2 separate regions of the Homo sapiens genome follow, and region 2 is linked to region 1. Evidence: chromatin loops called from intact Hi-C (ENCODE). Cell type or tissue: ascending aorta. All regions are shown on one strand. Each heading gives the region's core, and the rest is flanking DNA. Links, peaks and the distances in the headings are about the cores only.

The links. Hi-C counts contacts between places; a loop is a spot of excess contacts. Peaks named below come from ENCODE experiments on the same cell type or tissue, not always from the same donor. Only the 100,000 strongest peaks of a DNase experiment are listed, where the experiment ranks them.
Region 2: a loop joins it to region 1, with 2.6 times the contacts of the local background. A loop is called at or near these places in 3 of 110 quality-filtered maps.

Annotation. Positions count from the first base shown.
Region 1 is chr9:110,739,916-110,750,647 of GRCh38, reverse strand. It overlaps MUSK (muscle associated receptor tyrosine kinase), which reads right to left. Exons shown (of 15, transcript NM_005592.4): 7 at 2,848-3,007. Among named protein-coding and RNA genes, the nearest start is that of MUSK, 76 kb to the right of the region's middle. In ascending aorta, for the core only: no CTCF peak of the experiment used is centred there; DNase peaks (open chromatin) are centred at 4,682 and 5,547; H3K4me3 peaks cover 453 bases; H3K27ac peaks cover 3,962 bases.
Region 2 is chr9:110,893,756-110,904,487 of GRCh38, reverse strand. The region is part of intron 5 of LPAR1 (lysophosphatidic acid receptor 1); the gene reads left to right. It also overlaps the pseudogene RNU6-432P. Among named protein-coding and RNA genes, the nearest start is that of LPAR1, 140 kb to the left of the region's middle. RefSeq lists an enhancer at 1,694-1,863. In ascending aorta, for the core only: no CTCF peak of the experiment used is centred there; DNase peaks (open chromatin) are centred at 6,386 and 8,700; H3K27ac peaks cover 5,000 bases.

The DNA of each region.
Region 1 (10,732 bases), core at 2,708-7,707:
AAGTTGCTTCAGGCCCTGTGAGGAGTACTGAAGGAGCTGAGTTGGAATTCAGCAGGCCAGCCACAGGGCCACAGTAGGGACAGACAGGGAGACCTAGCTTCTGAGGTTGCAGAGCAGAGTGTAGACAATGGCATGATGAAGGATTTGGCTGAGATGCAGAGGGCTGTGCTGCTCCAAAAGATGTCTCAAACAGGCTAAGCCAGCCAGGGAGGTCCCCTGGGCCCTAACCAAGCCAAGAGATAAAATCACAAGTTCAGCTGCAGACTTCACTAGAGATCCGGGGGTTAGCAGTGGTGTGGGGGGTGTCCAGAAGACACCACTGCCTAAATACAAATCCTCTTCTCCTTTGCCATCTAGGGAAAGAGAAAGAAGGAAGAAAAGGGAGAAAGAGCTCTGGCACGGGTATCTTTGAGTGACTGAATAATGACCTGAAATGAGACTCTCCTAAGATTAGTAACATTAGTATTTTTCTTCTGCCAGTGAAAGTGCAGGTTAAATTAAAGTAGATCAGTTTATTTTCTTGGATGGAGTATTCATATTTAAATGTGATTCTCTCTCTCTCTCCATGTGTGTGTATATAAACACACATACATACATATATGTTATATAAATATATATTGATAGATTTTTATAAATATATGTTTATTTAACAGTAGGTCTTGATCAAATGTCAAATAATACAAAGACAGTGAGACCAGAATAATTCCAGGTAATTCAAAGGCATCAACATTTTTGAGTATTCTATTATCTCCTGGACCTTCTCCTGTTCATATGCTTTGTGTTTATATATTATTGCTTGTCCTGGGCACCTTTCAAAATCAGACACATCTGAACTCATCCTTCTAGCCCACTGCCATTTTCAAGCATTTGCAAACCTTATTTCTATCCTGATTTGTCCTGTGCATCTCTCCTCTTCCCTTTGAACCAATGCTGCTGCTGCTGTTCAGACCTTCATGACTTTTTGAGACACCTGGAAGAGCCTCCTGACAGCTTGCCGCACTTCTCAACCTCCTAACACCTCAGCATCTGTTAATTTGCTAGAGGATATATCTATTGCACTTATTTCTTCTAAATCATTAAATGACTTCTCATCAATGAAATAATATACTAAACCTATGCAGGCTCTTCATAACCTGGCTAGAGCCCATGTTTCAACTTTTGTTTCCACTTTCCACCTCCCTGCTGTCTCTCTCGTGGTCTAGCCTTGACCACTGATTTGCTGTTTTTTGAACAGGTTTGAAAGGTTTGACTTCAACCTAGTCATCTCATATCCACATCTTCTGCTCCAATGATACCTCTTTTCCAAGGATTCCCTGACATCCTGCCTCTCTTGTTCTGCTGTTGTATTTTGTGTATGCTTCTGCAATAGAATACAGCCAGTGCCATAATATACGTGACTGACTGACTTCCTTCTAGATGCAGAGTCCCTGGAAGGCAGGACCCATTTTTAAATTAACTTTTCATCTCTTACTCTACCCAACACAATGGGCGTCATCTAGAGTATTTGATAAATGCATGTAAAAGTGCTTTATAAACAGCAAAGTGCTATGTAAATAGTAATTCTTATTACTATTTATATTATATGATTATACTATTACTTATTATGTGATATTATTATTATTTGTTAAATTGAGTTGAATTTACTTTTAGAAGACTTTTCATTTTCTGGGAGAAATAATTTCCCACCTGTGGAAATGCTAGAATAACTGATATGGTGTCTGAAGACATGGTAGGCAGAGATATCACTGGGGGGAGAAAGGAGAGGGAACCTTAATTTTGAAGTCTTCCTTTTCCTTCATAGGCAGTCCCAGAGGGCCAGCCTTGTCCAGTGCTCCTTATCATTTATCTGTGGTTTTTATTCACCTCATATTACAAATCACAGACATTACTGGAAAGTTCCCCATCAGGGAAGATCAAAGAGGTGGCACTGTAATAAGAAACAGCAGGCTGTGGGGAGTTGGCCCTAGGCACAAGCTCTATCCGTGCTTGCCTTACATGTCAGGCCAAGCACCTCTCTCCTGACCCTTGAGCCCTAGGCACGCTATGAATCTAATATGCCTGGCATTTCCTGATACAGGGATTATTTCCATCTCTAGGAATTCTATAAATGTTCTCAGAAGCCTTTGGGACATTTACATTTTAAAAATAAACCTTTAGAACTCAACACAAACATCCTAGAAATCCGTGTGTCAGCCTTTTTCTTGAAAACACCTGTAAGACCTGCTGTGGCTTGCTGAAGCAGGGAAGGGAAAGACCACAGGGATCATGCTCACAGGTAAAAATGCCCGCAAGAAATAGCCATGCAGAAATTGGCATGACCATGTTGAATGTCTGCCAACTTTCTCCATGAGAGACTTGGAAAGTTTGATCAACCAAAAGAGAGAACGAGGAGTGGGGAAAAGGAAAGGAAATTAAAGAAAAGGAAAAGAGGGAGGGAGGGAAGGGAAGAGGGAGGGAGGGAAGGAGGGAGGAATGAAGGAGGGAATAAGGGAAGGAAGGAAAGAAGGAAGGAAAAAAGGGAGCGAGGGAGGGAAGGAGGGAGGGAGGAAAGAGAAATGGAGAAAAGGAAAAAAGATAAGAAAAACAAGAAGGAAGGAAGAAGTGAGTTCCTGGAAGCTGTTACCTACCACTTGGGTAGGTATTGAGGATTTAGTTTTCCAGGCAGCAAATCTGCCAAAATCCATATCTAGGTCACCTCCGGAGTATCCCCATGGGGGAGGAAATAGCCCAAATGCAACTGAAATAAGAGATAAAAGAAAAGGGAGATTTTCTCCAATGCTCGATATTGTAGAATAGTATCAACTCTCCCCTCTCCTGGAACAACGCAAATGTGAAGGGGCATCCTACCTGCTATGCTGATGGTGGCTGCAGCCTTGGCAGTACTGAACTTCTCCCCATGCTTATTGGTAGCTATGCATGTGTAGAGTCCTGGCTTGGTGATAAACAGCTGCAGTCTTGAGTCAATCACTCGGTCTTTCACACTCTCTTGAATGGACCCAGAAGAAACCTGACAGAGTAAAGGAAAATAAAAGAACTCAGTCAAGGATTTCCCACTATACTATGTCAGTAGATTTGAAGGGAAAAGCATTAAGATTATAATCAAGTGCATGTGGTACACTGCAAACATAGCCAAAAGATTTTCCCTCCCTGTGTCCATGCCCTTGCAATGTGACTTTGTAGCTCTTCCCTCAAGAAGTAGCATTTTCCTCCATAATTTGAATCTAGATTAGCCTTGTGATGTGTTTTGGAATGAATGAGCAGAAACTAACGTTCTTGCACATTGTGGCTTGCTTTCTTGTTTATGGAACCTGGGACTGCCTATAAACAAGCAAGAGCCAGCATGGTAGAAGATGAAACACACCTGGCCCGTTTATCCCCTCTGCCCCAGGTGGGAACCAACAACAACCATCCAAGGTACGCATAAGGCTATTCTGAACCAACTACCACCTTTTCAATCTGCCGATCACAGGAACTTGACCAGCCAAGATCAGGCAGTCCTGCCCAGCAGCAAAACCAAATCAGCAAAACCACCCAGTTGAACCACAGACTTGTGAGCACTAATAGTTATTGGTTTAAGTCACTAAGCTTTGGGCTGATTTGTGATACAACCATAGATAACCAATACAAGGCATGAATTATATACGGTGTGGATCCTCTGATATATGTCTTCAGTGTCCTACAGATGACAGTTAAGTATGAGAGGTTGCAGACTTAAGGACTTATTTTCATAACTCCTGTTCAGTTCCCCATAAATGCATGTCAGATAGGTGGATGGTTGTCAGGAAAAATGGTTGTGAAGCCAAGTCTGTCTCTGAGGCATGACATACATAATACATACATAATACCTCAAGGTCACCGAAAACATCCTTAGTAGGAAACAGAAGCAGTTTTTAAACTGCCTGACCTCTCTTCTCCTGGACTTCATCCAGGTGTTGAAATAGTTCAACACGTCAGGAAGTTCATGCAGGAGGTACTACTTAAACCAGAAAATCAAATGTCCTTAAAGAGCCAAGATATCAATGCAATATTGACACACAATTAACAGCTTAATTTATACAAATGCATATATATTAGTCAACATTACTCCAACTCTGTAGGAAAGATAGCTGCCCAGCACATTTTACAAGGTTGCATAGTTAGAATTTGCATCCTAGCGTGTCTGACACCAAAGCCTATGCTTTTAATCATTATGTTACAGTGCCTTCCCTAGTCCTAGAAGAGAGAACAAATGAGCAGTCATTAGAAAACAAGAGTAACAACTACCTTAACAAATCAACCAACCATGAACAAAATACATATCTGACAAATGTCATTGTTAAGGTGGTGGCATTTTTTTTAAATGGTGGTTCTTTTTTCACTGTTTTCTTGAGCACAATACCACCTTTTCAATAACTAATCTTTAATTAACGCTGCTTATATCAGGGAAACATGATGCCAATTGAGGGAAACTGGAGTGAAATGACAGTTAAGGAATCAGCTGGTGTTATGCTTTGACTTTATCTTAAAGGAGTGGAGGTACGTCCCATGTTGGCCTGAGCTTGGCTGCTTGGCTGAAAGAGATTCCTGTGTCCAGTATTAGGGAATGAGGCTGAGAATGAGACATTTTGGAGCCAATTATTTTATTGTGTTGCATGAGAAAGGATTTTCACAGTTTGACTAGCCAGGAAGAAGAAAGCTCTGAGGTAAGGCCAGCTTTCTTCCTAGCTGCCAGGTGGCTGGCTATCCCTGGCACCAAGCACTGTGTAGCAATCATGCAGTGAACGTTTGTCCAACTAGCTTTTTATTCTTTACCTTCAGTACTAGTCTCAATTCTTATGATAAAAACTGGCTTATGTGAGTATCAATTTACCTTCACTGGGAATCTTTCCAGGTCAGATCAAGTATTGTGGCATTTTCCCCAGATGAGCAACCTAGACTCTATAAGAAATTTACAAAGTGAAGAGAAAAATGTTTTTAAGAGACATGCACTCAGTTGGGAATTCAAACTAAACTCATCATTATCATATTTATCAGAAGTGCAATGTCTCATTGTATGAGTATCCCAGTTAGATCAAGGGGACTGAAAATATTTGGACTCCCTTGAATTTTAATACAAAGCAACAATAAGAAAAAAAGCTAAAGACCCCAAGCCTCTATGCTCAATCAACAGACTTTATGTTATTTTGTATTTTATATTTTGTTTATATATCTCTTTCCAGTTTAGATAAGCAAAAGCAGAACAGTTTGCAAAATCCTTTGGAAAGACAGTTCCCTCCTGCAAGAAGTAGGAATGTGCAATGCCTTAGAGACAACTTTGAAGCAAGGAATCTCCCCAAATGTTGCCCTAAGTCCCACTGTTTTCATGTTCACACCTAAGAAAGTCATTCTTAAACACCTCCTCAAGGTCACTGAAAACATCCTTAGTAGGAAAGAGAAGCAATTTTTAAACTGCCTGACGTCTCTTCTCCTGGACTTCATCCAGGTGTTGAAATAGTTCAGCAAAGAGACCAACACTTTAGGAGGTTCATGCTTGAGTACAAAGTGACTCCTGAATGCTTTTCCCCCTGCTTCCAGAGGCCTTGCTTGATTCAGTTTGTGACTCACGCACAGCAGGCCCCATTAGTCATAGTTTGAATTTGTTTTTCTTTCTTCATGGATGGTTCTGATCAACAGTTTAGTATTTTTGATGATCTGAAAATAAAAACAAATCCCTCTGCCCTCCATTTTGATATTTTTTCGCACCTCAGGTTTCAAAGATCAAAGGGGTGGGTCCAGATTAGTACTGTGAGCTTTTACCAAGGTATGCCTAAGCAAAACAGATTACTTAATTGAGGTGACTACGTCTGGTAGTTACAGGAAATGCATGATTTTCTCCAAGTCACTCAGGTATATGGACCTGAGGGAGCTGGAGACACAGCTCCCTGCTCTGGGTGTGATGTTCTGTCTTTCTAAGTTAGCTGTAACTATGTGAGGAGATGGACTTGTTAATTTGCTTGACTATAGTAATCATTTCACTGTATATGTTTATCTAAACATCATGTTTTGTACCTTAAATGTATACAATAAAGATCACAATAAAACTTTTTTTTCTAAAAAGAGGCAGTAGGATAGGAAGCTCTATTAAATAGGCATAATAATTCATGCCTGACATAATGTGTGTAAAAACTCTTTGAAGGTGATTGAGCAGTTATAGACCTGTGGAGTACTTCTTAATGTATCATTAATACATTACTAATGCGGTCTTGAGAGAATCCACCCCCAGCTATGGATAATCCGATAATTTTATGATTTGACCTTAGCTAGGGAAGACCTCTGAAAGGTATTCTGGCCTCAATGGCCCTGTCTTGCAGATAGTTCCAGCTGGCTGGAAATATCCTGTGGAACTGTTAGAATATGGCCCAGGGCCGGGTGCAGTGGCTCATGCCTGTAATCCCAGCGCTTTGGAAGACCAAGGCAGGCAGATCACGAGGTTAGGAGATCAAGACCATCCTGGCTCACATGGTGAAACCCTGTCTCTACTAAGAATACAAAAAGTTAGCTGGGCTTGATGGCACCCACCTGTAGTCCCAGCTACTCCAGAGGCTGAGGCAGGAGCATTGCTTGAACCCAGGAGGTGGAGGTTGCAGTGAGCTGAGATCGCGCCACTGCACTCCAGCCTCATGACAGAGCAAGACTCCATCTTGGGGAAAAAAATAAAAAAAAAAAAAAGGATGTTGCCCAGTAGGGTTCATGTTTATGCAGTTGTAATAATGTCTGTTTATGAATCATAGAAAAAGGGATAATAAACCAAGAGACATTTCCATAGTTTTTCTGATTAATGTAGCCACAAATATTAATTAGCCTCTTTCAAACTGGCTGCTGAATTATTCCACATAAGACTTGTTACATGTAATTATTTTGGTTTACACAGCTAGTAAGATAAAAGGACTTCACAGGTCATATATTTTAAAGCAAAACTACTGCCTCTTAAAAATATGTCTAAATATAGATATGCCTCCCTTTAAGAAAATTCTAAAAGACAACCTTCAACCTAGGTGATTTGGCTGTTTATTTTATAAAATTCTTCTAACAAGTTAAAATTATTCAACTTCTACAATATTTTAGAAATTATATTTATTGGACAAAGCAAGAGGGACATGAAATTTTTCTATATTTTTTAGTTGCATGCCAAAATAACAGAGATATTACTGGTATAACTATAAATAAATCTGGTTATAAAAATACAAATAATTTTCTTTTTAAAAAGTAAGCTCTGCTCTTTCCATGCCAAACTACTATTTCCAAGATTGTAAAACAAAAGGAATGTTACTATTCACTCTGAACTTCATCTGTGAATTCAGATTTCCACAAAAAATGCTTGGTATTTCCATAGGAGGAAAGCAAGATAGTTTCTAATCACTTTGGGACACGTTGCTGGACTTTCTCCTGCTCTTTGGCTCTAACTGTTAAGGGTTTTGGTTCACTGGCAGGTTCACAGCAGGGGAGAAAGGGAGCACTCACTTCTTTCAGAGTACCCATTGTACTGAGCAGCGTGCTATGGCATTAGTTTACTAACTCGTAGTGAGTGAAGAGCCACAGTTCAAACTCTGTTTCATTCTGTGCCAAATATCTCCCAGCTCTGCGTTCGTCTTTGTTCATTCCACCAAAAATGATATCAGGACTATAGGATTCTCTGTGTTCTCCTCCATGGGATTTCTGGTTTGCAACTTTTACAACATTAAATGCCTGACATTGCCTCCATGTCCTGTGATTTGCGTCAATGTGGACAGTCATCTTGATTTCCTTTCAGACTTGGGTAGAATTACCAAGAACTAAACTTGGCTCTAAGAGCAGCACACACTCTCTGACCGTAAGAACTGCGGATGTACTTTTGCTTTCTTCCTGGATGAAAGTCACTTTGTTTGTTTTATTCCTGTTTTAGAATCTGAGGTGATAAATCTATTTTGCCTTTCACTTTTTGTGAGTCACATGTTGAATGAATAAGTTGGGGTCTCAATAAGGCCTCAACTATCTTAAACTATCCTACTCTTGTTATTCCTAAACTTCGACAGAGAATAATCATTTATCTTCCATTTATAACCTCATATGAATCTTTTGAAAATACTAGAAATTTAAAAAGTATATACCTTTCCATTTTCTTTATTACTATTTTTACATAGACAAATTAGTGAAGTTATATTGTCAGTCTCCCAATTTTATTTTGTTTATTTTTTGAGATGGAGTTTCTCTCTGTTGCCCAGACTGGAGTGCAGTGGCGCAATCTTGGCTCACTGTAACCTCCACCTCCTGGATTCAAGTGATTCTTCTGCCTCAGCCTCCCAAGTAGCTGGGACTACAGACATGTGCCACCACGCCTGACTAAATTTTTTGTATTTTTAGTAGATACGAGGTTTTCACCGTGTTAGCCAGGATGGTCTCCATCCTGACCTCATAATCCTCCCACCTTGGCCTCCAAAAGTGCTGGGATTACAGGAGTGAGTCACCGCACCCGGCCCAGTCTCCAAATTTTCTTAGGATGTCTTTATACTCCCTTGACAGGCTTAAGACTATAACAGTTTCCACAGAGGAGCCAAAAAACACATTGACAAATAAGAATCAAATTTTAAATGACACTTGAAACGTTCTTAGAGAGGTAAAGAACAGGCACTCCAAGTTACTTTATCATAACTGGACAAAATTAGAGAACATTAGCCCTGATGTCTCTAATTATACCATTAGAGATCATCTTTGACAGCCACCTGACGTCTGTGTTAGTGTAGATAGATATGAGAAAATCAGTGTCTGAGTTGTAAACGGACCCCAAAATCACATTAACTAAAGAGGGGCATTTACAACCTCAGTCTTCCAACTCCCCATCTAATTCTCATTCTACCATGCCTCAAGTTACAAGCTGGAAAAGCACGTTCATTTGTTTGTGTACTGTATTTGAAGGGATGTAGGATAGACAGATAAAATGAAACAATTTTATTAACAAATTACGAAAAAAATGATTTTGTTCAAGTAACAGAAAAAAGACTTCAGCGAAAACAATAGTGAAAGTGACAATAATAAATGAATTATATGACTTGGAGGGTGCCATTGCCATAAGACATTCTTTGTTATTGGGGTAGCCATAGAATTTGGCATTTTTTTTCCTGTTTTACAACATCCAACTAAAATTTCACACATTGACGCACTTTGTTCCCCACTTCCTTCTCTCCCTTTCCCTTCTTCCCTTTCTTATCTTATGTCCTAGTTCTCACCTTTTGGGGCTACAGCCAATCAGTCTTCCTAGGGCACCCTGCTTTAGAGAGACAAGGGTGGGGCCAGGTACAAGTATAGAGCAAAGCATTAGTTTTTGAAACTCCTTTAAAAAAATTTAGACTTTTAATTTTTTTTAGCTTATTGGTGGTATAACTCACAAATAGAAATTGTATATATTTAAGGTGAACAAGGTGATGTTTTGAGATATATATGTATATTATGAAATGATTACTGCAATCAAGCTAGTGAAGTATCATCTCACATGGTTACCTTTGTGTGTGTGTTTTGAGAACACTTAGGATCTACCCTCTTAGCAAATTTCAAGTGCGCAATACAGTGTTGTTAGCTGTAGTCACCATATTGTACATTACATCTACAGTACTTAATTCATCTTGCATGACTGAAACTTTGTACCCTTTGATGATCATCTCCCCATCCTCCCATCCCTGACAGCCACTATTCTATTCTGTGCTTCTATGAGTTCAACTCTTAGATTCCACATATAAGTGAGATCATTTGGTATTTGCCTTTCTGTATCTGGCTTATTTCACTTAGCATAATGTTCTCGAGGTTATCCATGTCGAGACGCCTTTGAATAAGGGTTCAGGCCCGGGAAACTTCACTCCCAGTCTTCCGAATGCTCTTCCCTTCTATCTTTCTGAAACTGTAAGTTGTTTAACTTTATTTAAAAGCAGTATACAAATTAACTTATTACATGGAGATGCCTCAGGGTTACCATTCTTTCATGCCGCGAAATGCTTCTAAAGCCTACAGTATGCCAAGCCCTAGTGACAGGGTAACTTCCTGCTTTAAGGCTATCTGTTTTTTAGTTTTTATTTTGCTCCAGAGTATTTGCCTTAGTTTTAGTCACTGTTATTTAATTTAGAGGAAGAAACCTTATAATGGTCTATAAAAGAGAGGAATAAAAACTATTTTGGAATGAGAACTGTGTTATGAAAAAACACTCTGGGATTTTTGGCGCTCATCATTGTAGGCACAGACACCAGAAGTGCACACACAAGGAGAGAAAGCCCTGTGAGAATACAGGGAGATAACCATGTGAAGCCATCTGCAAGCCAGGAAGAGAGGCCTTACCAGAAACCAACCCTGATAGCACCTTGACCTTGGACTTCCAGCTTTTAGAACTGTAGGAAAAAAAATTCTGTTTTTTAAGACACCCTATCTGTGGTATTCTATTATGGCAGCCCTAAATACTAATGTAATCCTGGAGAAGAGAAAGTCATGAAGACATGAAATAGTTCAAGTCCATGAAGGAATGTGCCTTGGATTGGGTAGAAATTATACTTAATATCATTTGAATTATACCATAAGGTTTTGCCTTCCTTAAAAAGAAGTCCCCCATTTTCTTGTTGTGATGCTTGCATTAAACACAATTTGGGATGATGTGGATATTAAAGTGTCCCGATTTGGGACACTTCTTTGATCTCCAAATGGTACCATTAATATATTGTAATATGATAATATATGTTCACTACAGCCAAGATACCAA
Region 2 (10,732 bases), core at 3,895-8,894, 150 kb before region 1:
ATACCTCTTTGAATAGTTTTCCTTTTGGTTGCTATCTCATTACAATACACATGTGACTTATCACAGTCTACTGATATCAACATTTTACCACTTTGAGTGACACATGGGGGCCTTATTTCCATTTAAATGCTTTTACCTTTCCCACTTTTAAATATTATTGTCTTGAGTATCAGATGGTGTTATAATGTTTAAGTCATCTAATATATCTTATGAAACTCATGAGGAGGATCATCTATCGTATGTAGCCATATTTCAGCTTGTTTTGTTGTTTTATTTCCTAATGCTCCATGATTCCATCTTCCATCATTTTCTTTCTGTTCAAAAAACTTATTTTAGCCATTTTTAAAAGGTCTGCCAGCAACACAGTCCTTTTGTTTCTTTCATCTGTTTCTATATTCCCTTCATTCTTGAAGTATAGTTTTCCTGGATATAGAATTTGAAGATGACAATTCTTTGTTTTCAGCACTTGGAAAATGCACCTTTTCCTTCTGGCCTATATGGTTTCAGGTAAGAAATTTGCTGTTATTGGAGTTGATGTTCCCTAATAGGTAATGTGTTGTTGCTCTCTCAGTGCTTTCAAGACTTTTTTTTTTTTTTTTTTTTTTGCAATTCACTTATCAAAATTTTAATTATGAAATGTCCTGGTATGGATTTCTTTGGGTTTATCCTGTTTGAGATTTATACAGCTTATGAATCTGTAGATTTATATTTTTTTGCCAAATTTAGAAAATTTTAAGCCATTATTTTAAAAACAATTTTTCAAGCCCACTCTCTTTTTCTCCCTCTATTCTGGACCTTTGATGATGTGAATCTTGAACATTTTGTTATTGTGCTACAAGTCCTTGAGGGTCTGTTTTTTGTCGGTTTTTAGTCTATTTTCTTCTTGTTCATAGTGAGTAAATTTGGTAATTCTGTTGATCTGTTCTCAGGTTCACTGATTCTGTCCTTTGTCACCTTCATTTTACTATTGAACCCACTAAGTTTATATTTGTTGTACTTTTTAGTTTTATAATTTCCATTTGGTTCTTTTTTTAATTTCTCAAAAAATACGGAATGCGTCACGACTTTGCATGTCACCCTTGTGCAGGGGCCATGCTAATCTTATCTATGCTGTTCCAATGTTAGTGTATTTGCTGCTGAACTGTGAGCACCGTGGTTCTTTTTTTAATAACTTCTAGTTCTTGGCTGAGATTTTCTATTTTTTCATTTGTTTCTAAATAATTTACAGTTACTCATTACACCATTTTGAGGATGGCTGCTTTAAAATCTTTGTCAATAAGTTCTTCTTCTGTTTCATCTCTGGGTTAGTGTCAGTTGTCATTTCACAGTCAAGTTGTGATTTTCCTGACTTTTGGTTTGTTGGGTAATTTTTCATTCTATCCTGGAATTTGGCTATGCTGTTAGGAGACTCAGAGTCTGATTTAAATCTTTTGTTTTAGTAGGCAGTCATCCCATTTAGGTTTAGCAAGAAAATCCTGGCCTAATTTTGTGGGCCGTGCATCCAATGACAATTGCATTTTCAGAGACTTTGTGGTGCTATTTTGGTCTTCTTGGTTTATCTGGGGCTGCTAGGGTTCCTCCTGGCGTCTGCTGGTGCTACCTGAAGGGGTGGAGCTCTTCAGTAGAGCCTCATGATGCCTCTGATGGAGGTAGAGGGAATACAAACAGATATCCTGGAGACAGGCACTAGTGCTGAGGACTGCCCCTCTCTCCAAGGAAAACACTTCCCAGGTGGAGCCTTTTTTTGTGGCAGGATCCCCTTTGCTAGTGCTGCAAGCCACCTGCTGTTTCTCATTGGAGGAAGGGAGTCTTAGGCTTGGTGAGTAAGGAGAGTGCTTTCCTGTCTTCTTATGGTCAGCAGGTGTATTAGTCTCATGCTGCTAATAAAGACATACCTGAGACTGGGTAATTTATAAAGGAAAGAGGTTTAATTGACTCCCAGTTCCACATGGCTTGGAAGGCCTCAGGAAACTTAACAATCATAGTGGAAGGGGAAGCAAACACGTCCTTCTTCACAAGGCAGCAGGAGAGAGAAGTGCTGAGCAAAGTGGGAAAAGCCCCTTATAAACCCATCAGATGTCGTGATAACTTACTATCACAAGAACAGCATGAGGGTATCCACCCCCATGATTCAATAACCTCCCACCAGGTCCCTCACAACGCGGGATTATGGGAACTACAATTCAAGATGAGATTTGGGTGGGGACACAGCCAAACAATATCAGCATGGCTCCTGCTCCATTTTCCCTGGCTAGTACCGCTGGCCAGCCTGGTAGTATCATTGGGACTCCCCTTTGGTCTGAGTGGGAATGAGCCTATTTGGGCTGGCTACGAGATTGAGGCTCTAGAAACACTGGGCTTGGGTGACCTTCTGTGAGGTTGTGGGTTGTAAGACACTGTCACTGTGACATTCCTCTGGTTGTAGGGTCTCTAACCATTTCACCTTTTGGAGTTCTCTGGCTTCCTTTTGTGTTTTTTTTCTAGGGTTTATATTTATACTTAGCTGGGAGAAACAGGGAAAAAGTATCTGTACCATCTTGTCCAGTCCAGAATTCTTGTGCAGGGACTATTTTTGGGTAGAGTTGGGGTCGGAGAAGACCCTTAAGACTACTCATTATAGAAAAAATGAATTTAGTTAGTGGCTTTGTTTCAGTAGAAAGTTCTCTATTTTTCTACCTTTCATAGTTCCCTGTAAACAAAACTGAAATGCAGTCTACCTGCCCTCTCTCTTCCCCCTACTTCGTAATCATGCTGTGATATGGTTTGGCTGTGTCCCCACCCAAATCTCATCTTGAATTGTAGCTGCCACAATTCCCACATGTCATGAGAGGTACCTGGTGGGAGGTAATTGAATCATGGAGGTGGGTCTTTCCCATGCTGTTCTCATGATAGTGAATAAGTCTCACGAGATCTGTTGGTTTTATAAAGGGCAATTCCCCTGCACACACTCTCTCTTGCCTGCTGCATGTAAGACATACCTTGCTCTTCCACCATGGTTGTGAGGCCTCCCTAACTATATGGAACTGTGAGTCCATTAAACCTGTTTCCTTTATAAATTACCCAGTCTCAGGTATGTCTTTATTAGCAGCATGAGAACAGACTAATACATGCTGCCTCTATGGGCTTCAATGAGCTGAAGTTCTTACATCTTTAGGAACGTGGAGGAAGAGTTAAAGCCTCACCTTCAGTTTTGCTACTCTTGTCGTAGTGGGAACGTGAGTCAACAAATACTCTATCTTTAGGCCACGACTTCTCCTTCTGCCTTCTTCCTAATCGCCTCTTGTCAACTTCACCAAGCTTAACTTCACAGGCTGGGAAAAATGAGCTTTTAAAGACAGTTAGTCAAATCTTATATGTCAAACTCAAAAAGGGAAAGAAACTGTAAGTGTAAATGCCATCTGGCTTTATTTACTCATCCGCCCCCATCTCAGAATCACTTTGAGCAGATGCATGCTTTCACTCTGAAGAGCAGTTTATAGGAACAGATTGAAGAAAAGATTTGTTTTAAACATTTCAGCACGATAATTAGATTCAATTAAATTTGTCACTAAGTATTCTGTAACTTAAGATGCCCTAGCCCTTGGCACATATGAGCAAAAATCTAAAAAACACAGGGAAGGTGCTGATGAAGGTTTTGGATGAGGGTTCAAGTAGCCAAATACTACCTTCACTTTTGAGATAAATCTAAAAGAAAATTTTTAAGGTAGTAAATATAACTCTGTAAAATACAAATAGAATTCTTAAATTTCAGGAAACACCCAAAGATTCAGAAATGAATCATATTTCCTCATTTGTTGGGCATTTAAAATGTAATTTTATACTAGTGATAGCAACAGGGTCAAGAAAGCTTGGGAATGGTGCCAGAAACTGTAACATTAAAAGTAGAAAAACTTGGTTCTTCCTTAGATGAATTTATGTGTGACTAGAAATGCTATGAAATGTTCTCAGGTAGGAAAGTACTTGCGGCACAGAAGAAAATCCCTGTTCTCTAGGATTTTGGGGGAGAAACTTTATCTTAAATTATTCTAGGTATGAAATCATTTACAAATGTAATTTTTATTTTAACATGGTGGGAGTGAGAAATACGGACCACTAAAGATGCTCACATCCTTATCCCTGGAACAAAAAGATACTTTTCAGATGTGACTAAGTTAAAGGCCTTGAGATAGGGAGGTTTTATGCTGGATCATTGGCTTTGAAGAAAGAGGAAGGGTCCATGAGCAGTGGAAGCTTCTGGAAGCTGGAAAAGTCAAGGAAACTGATTCTTCCCTGGATCCTGAAGAAAGAATTACAGCCCTGCTAACACTTTGATTTTTGCCTAGCAAGGACTCACATCAGATTTCTGACCTCTAGAATTATAAGATAATAAATTTGGATTATTCTGAGTCACAAAGTTTTGTGATAATTTGTTACAGCAGAAATAGAAAACGAATACAAATAAGTGAGTTATTTTTAAGAGGGTTGCTATTTGTCTCATATAACTTTTTATGTAAAAGCATTATCTACACCACTGACTTTGCCCCTAGGAAAACATTTGGCAATGTTTGGAGACATTTTTGATTTTCACCATGGGGGCATGGGGGTGGTGTATTACTGGCACTGAGTGGGCAAAAGCCAGGGGTGCTGCTAAATATCTTACAATGGAATGACCAGTCCCACAAGAAAGAATCATCTAGCCAAAATAGAGAAATTCTGAGCTAGGTTAATTTATGTACTCAAAGCATACTCTTGCTACCCAAAGTGCTGTACATGGATGAGTAACATTAGCATTACCTGACAGCTGTTAGAAATGCTGATTCTCAGGTCCCACTCCAGACCTACTGAATCAGAATCTGTATTTTAATAGATCTCTGGGTGATTCGTGTACACATTGAAGTTGATAAAGCACTGGTCTAGGTGACTTTCTCTTGCTTTCTTCCTCTCCCTATCATTTCCTTTCTCCTCCCTTGCTACTCCCTGCACTTACGGTTCCCATTTAGCTACGTAAATGCCTTTCTTCCCAGCTTCAGTTTCTAGTCTCCTCAAGCCAGGTCTGTGTATTATTTCATCTCTATATTCTCCCAAAGACACTGACTACATTGCATTGCACAAAATAGCTGCTTGATATTATTTATGGATCGAATGAACTTCTGAAAATTCTTGATGTAGATAATTTTCATTTTAACTGAATGGATGGCTGCCATCATTTTTACTTTGTAATTGAATTCAAACATTTCCTAGAGTGTCAACTATGAAAAAAGATAGCCATTTCAAATACCTAGAAATTTCATAGTAAATTGAAGCTTCCTAATGATTTCACAGTGTGAAGAAGAGAACTCATCCTAAATATCCTATATTCTGATTCTTGATGTGTAACAAAATGTAGCCAGTATTTCCATTCTTAACATTCCATTCTTAACATTAATTCTCCAGAGCAATCATTTGTGTAATGGAATAATTTGTGTTGTATTTTTAAAAAAGAATTAGCCGATGTTTGTCCAAGGAACCTAAGGGGATTATCAGGTTTTTGGTATTTATCAAAATCTGTTACTTTATATGATGGTTACAACTACAAGGAATTATCTCATTTTTTTTCTTTGCACGAATGCAGTGAAAACACTCATAGGATGTTTTGGAGTTAAGGTGACACACATTACGTGAAAGGCCTGATTTTATGAATACTGCATCTTACAGCAAAAATAAGAATTCACTGCTACAGAAAAGGAGCAAATTAAAAATTCTAGTTTAGTTAGCCAGAGATTTCTCAGGCTGTAAGTGATCTCCTTCATTTTGTAGATGAGGAATTTGAGGCCTAGAGAAGTTGGTGCTAGTCAAAAGATCAAACCGTTGCATGTTTTGTGGAAAGGACAATATTGGAGGCTTGCTTTTAAACATAGCTGTCTTCATCTCGTGAACGTGTGCTGTAAACCCGATGACCCTTGAGGGCCTTGCAACTTTTGAAACATTTTAAATCCGGTTCTCCCACTCTAAATATAGCGTTCTTATAGTTTCATACTGACTCTCTGTAGACTATTTCTGTCTGGAGAAAAGGATGGGTAGGTGGATGGAAGCTGTCACTACAATACTAGTACAAAAGTTAGATTTAAATTCATGTTTCTTTGCACACGGTAATCTACATAAAAAAGTTTTTACTTCATATGTAGATGAATAAAAGTGCCAAGTTATATTAATTCTCTGATAAAATAGTTTTGTAATTCCAAAGCTACTGGGAAAAGTCCAACAGACACATATTTTTTAAATTTCTAAAAGCAAAACTAGCACTGGAAAAAATAACTTGGTCCAGAAATATTGGTTTGTATTGCTTGGAATTGTAAGCATTGTGTTGTTTTAAGGTCCTTTTTACCCTTCAGGATAGAGCCATGGCTTTCACTGGATTCCCAGAGGCACCAATGTCACAGAAATGAGTCACTAGTTTTCTCAGCTCTTGAAATACGTATCTGAAGACCAGTGAAAATCTGACTTGTCAAGACTATGATTCTAATTACTAGGGTTTCTTGAGCTCACTGTTTTTGCTATTAAATATTTTCTTCCTTCCTCCAGAAATTCTGTGTTTGAGGATTTTATGTATCCCTTGTGAAATAATCCCCAGATAATGAAAATTCAACAATACAAAGTGATGCAGAGACAATGATCCTTGACAACAGTAGTATAGATATCTGCTCATTAAAAAAAAAAATCAAAGGCCTTATTTTAGTCTATATCTAGTTATTTTTTTCTACTTTTCAATGTTTCTCCCTATCTTTCTAGAATTAGTTCTCCAGTTGTCTTTTTCCTTTTACCTTATGTTGTTTTATCTTCAAAGACAGAGTGATGGAGCTTAGTAAGGATGCTATGATTTGAAGAACACAGATGCCTCTAACTTATGGAAGAGGAAGCCAAATGCTGTTCCACATTCAGATAAACAGATGAATGGATGCAAAAGTTTCTCCCTATAAGATGTGTTTGTAGTTCTGATGCATAAGAACTTTTCCAGCATGCTAAGGGGGTTGAAAGGTACTGTATTAGTTTGTTTTCACACTGCTGATAAAGACATACCCGAGACTGAGCAATTTACAAAAGAAAGAGGTTTATTGGACTTATGGTTCAACATGGCTGGGAGGCCACACAATCGTGGAGGAAGGCAAGGAGGAGCAAGTCACATCTTACATGGATGGCGGCAGGCAAAGAGAGAGCTTGTGCAGAGAAACTCCTGTTTTTAAATCAGATCTCATGAGACCCATTTGCTATCATGAGAACAGCACGGGCAAGACCCTCCCCCATGATTCAGTCATCTCCCATGGGGTCCCTTCCGCAACACATGGGAATTATGGGAGCTGCAAGATGAGATTTAGATGGGAACATAGAGCCAAACTATGTCAGGTAGGAAGGCAGGATTCAGGAAAATAAAATTCTCTGTCTGATTAAAGAGTTCACTAAATCACGCCTGTAATCTCAGCACTTTGGGAGGCCGAGGTGGGCAGATCATGAGGTCAGGAGATCGAGACCATCCTGGCTAACACGGTGAAACCCCATCTCTACTAAAAATACAAAAAATTAGCCAGGCGTGGTGGCAGGCGCCTGTAGTCCCAGCTACTCGGGAGGCTGAGGCAGGAGAATGGCATGAACCTGGGAGGCGGAGCTTGCAGTGAGCTGAGATCACGCCACTGCACTCCAGCCTGGGCAACAGAGCAAGACTCCATCTCAAAAAAAAAAAAAAAAAAGATTTCACTAAATAGTTGCATATTCAAATACAAGTCACTTAACTCACCCCCTCCCAAATTTTAAGTCATGCTTCAGTGTATTATGTGTTTATTACAAGTTCATACGGTGCTTAAATCCTAGTCTTCAATCTAGTAACCTCACTATGGGTAATCCTTAGTGTACTATTCTTGTGGATCCTTTCCTTTGTTTTTCTTGCCTACTTAAGTGTAGGGTTACTTTCTAGATCATACCATGGAGTAGTACAATGGGGAATGTCTTAAAAATCAAATACTTAAGTGCAAAACACAAAATAAGGTGTAATTCAGTAACAATCAGACTAAGCAAATAAAAAACATTCTGAGTTGCCTTTTAAATGTTTCAAGTGTGGGTTGCCCCTGATAAATTTAATTAGGCATCATAAAGAGATAACATATAAATGCATTTAAAAGATGTAATTGCACCTCAAAACTTTACATAGTTAAAAATCAAAAGGCCACAAATGACCTGAATAAATAGCAGGAGTCTGAAAAATAACTGTCAAAAAGAAAATTGTCAGCAATGTTTTTGAAAATATAATGAGGGCCCTAGAAAGTACGCAGCATAGTCAAAAATCTGTCGTGGTAACAAGAATAATTATGAGCAGGACTTGAGGTTCTTCATTAGCATCATATACCTGGATTAAATGGAGCAAGTACATTTCTCCCTCTGATCTAAACTGGAAGCGAGCACTTTACTGGTTTACAGCTAAAGGAAGACAAAGGAATTGACCCAGCTTACATCTTCCCTAACTAAGTTTTTCACTCTGTAAGCCTGATCTGATTAAGATTTTTGACTAAGAAATGAATACGAAATGGATGGGTAAATGGCATGAGAAGCAAGAGAAATGCCCAGGTGTCCCAAAGGCTGTCTTTCCATTCTTCACGTGGGGCCAACATGAAGCTCCTCTGGGCTGCATCTGGTTCTCTTTTGTTGCTACTTTATTTCTTAGGAAAATTATTTTTATTGTTTTTTAGCCAGAACTGTTCTGCAATGAAATTCTCTCAGCGCTGGCCTTTGCCCAGCTGCCCAGCTGTTTCTGGAGGGTGGGGTCCAATCTTACCGAGGTGGCCAGAGTGCATCCAGCTCCGAACACCCCCCAGTCAGTGCTGTTGTCTGATAAGTCTCCAACAGACCCTCCTGAACTGTGACCTGTGAAAAATAGAAATATGAGGCCTGTGTGTTCACTCCCTAAAGAGTTCCCTCCCTGGCTTATCTATTTTCCTCAAACATCTCAACTAGGTCAGGCCCTGTCATTAAAAAACAAGTGGGTCTCCCCTAGTTTCCCGGCTAAGAAGATCTGGCCTCTGCCTTAGGCCCTGACTAGGGGGCCCCGTGCTGCAATAACTGGTTGTGCAGCCCACCCAGCCTAGTGGCCAGGCCCCAGTGTCTGCCCCAGAGAGGAGAGGTTGGAGCCAGCCACCCAGAACCTTTGCTGGCTATGCCTGGCTGTAGCAGCTGTTCTGGCTATGCAACTCTGAGCATGCTCAGAGTGGGGCGTCCAGTACACCCTGTCTTCCCAGGCTCTCTAAAGCCAGAAGGATTTCATTCTTTTCCAGAATGTGGTACTTTAGCAGGCTGAGATAGTCCATTCCTCTTAGAAATTGTTCCCCTCTACTTGAAGGATAGTAAAATAAAGGACCATTTAAACTTTTAAACTTGACTCTTACCTCAAATTCTTTTTCAAATGAGATTGGGTCTAAAATTAAGAAATTAAAAGCAAATATTCATTTTATATTCTTTTTTTATTTTTTAAGACTAGGTCTTGCTTTGTCATCCAGGCTGGAGTGCGGTGGTGCAATCATAACTCACTGCAGCCTTTACCTCCTGGGCTCAAGCAATTCCCCCACCTCGGCCTCCCATGTCGTTGGGACATGTGTGCACCACTGCATCTGGCTGATTTTTTTTTTTTACTTTTTCTGGAGGTAGGGTTTCAGCTCGTTGCCCAGGCTGGTGTTGAACTCCTGGGCTCAAGCGATCCTCCTGCCTCAGCCTCCCAAAAGGCTGGGATTATAGGTGTGAGCCACTGCACCTGTCCCTTATTTTTAATTTTAAGCAAAAAGAGGACTGACTCTGAAGTTCAAGAAGTCATCAAGAAATGCTGATGGGTTACTTCAGAATTGTTTCAGATTAAAGGACAGCCTGGTGTCACTCTGTGACTATGGTAATGGCATAGTAGGGAATACAGCTTCCCACTTTGCTATCTCTAGGTTAGGAGAACCAATAACAGTTCACCCAAAATATCCACATTTCTTGGAGGCTTATCCTTTGCGTATTCACTGAAGAAGGAAAGGAAAGAAATGAAGGGAACCCATTAGGTGGCCCTGTGCTTCGTATTCCATTTGCAGTGTCTCATTCAGTCCTCACAATAGTGCTGAAAGTAGATCATATCCTCATTTGACAGATAAGGATATTGAGGCTGGGCAAAAGTGAATAACTTGTCCAATGTCCCATATGCAGTAAGGAAAAGAAACAGTATCTGACCTCAGGTCTGTCTGTCTCTTTCCTCCTATAAAAGATGAATACATACCTTTAAAGTCCTCCAAGTTACCCAGCCTCGGAGATTAAAATAAATTTTATTTCCAAGATATCTCTATTTTTCTTCCTCCCCGCTAACTAGCTTCTTAAGTTCCCATGTGAATATTGTCATTCATTTCCTTAATTATTAAACATGTTTTGTTTTAAACTGGTAAATAATGTTTAATAAAGGTTTTATTATTATTTTAAAAACATTTTTAATGAAGTTCTTTCCATTGAAGCATTTCTAATTTATTCTAATGAAGCATTTCCAAAGAATAAAGAAAAGTAATAATTTAGGGTTGGTTATCTACATCAATATCATTATCAAAGTCTACTGTCTGTCCTTCCTCTTTTTTCCTCCGTCTTAGACCAGGGAGCATAGTAGATGAACATCATGCAGGCCAGCACACTGAGGCTACGTGTAAGCAGGTGGGAAGATTATGTGCATGAAACAGACAGTCGCATACCACTTTTGGTTACAAACACTTGCCCTGGA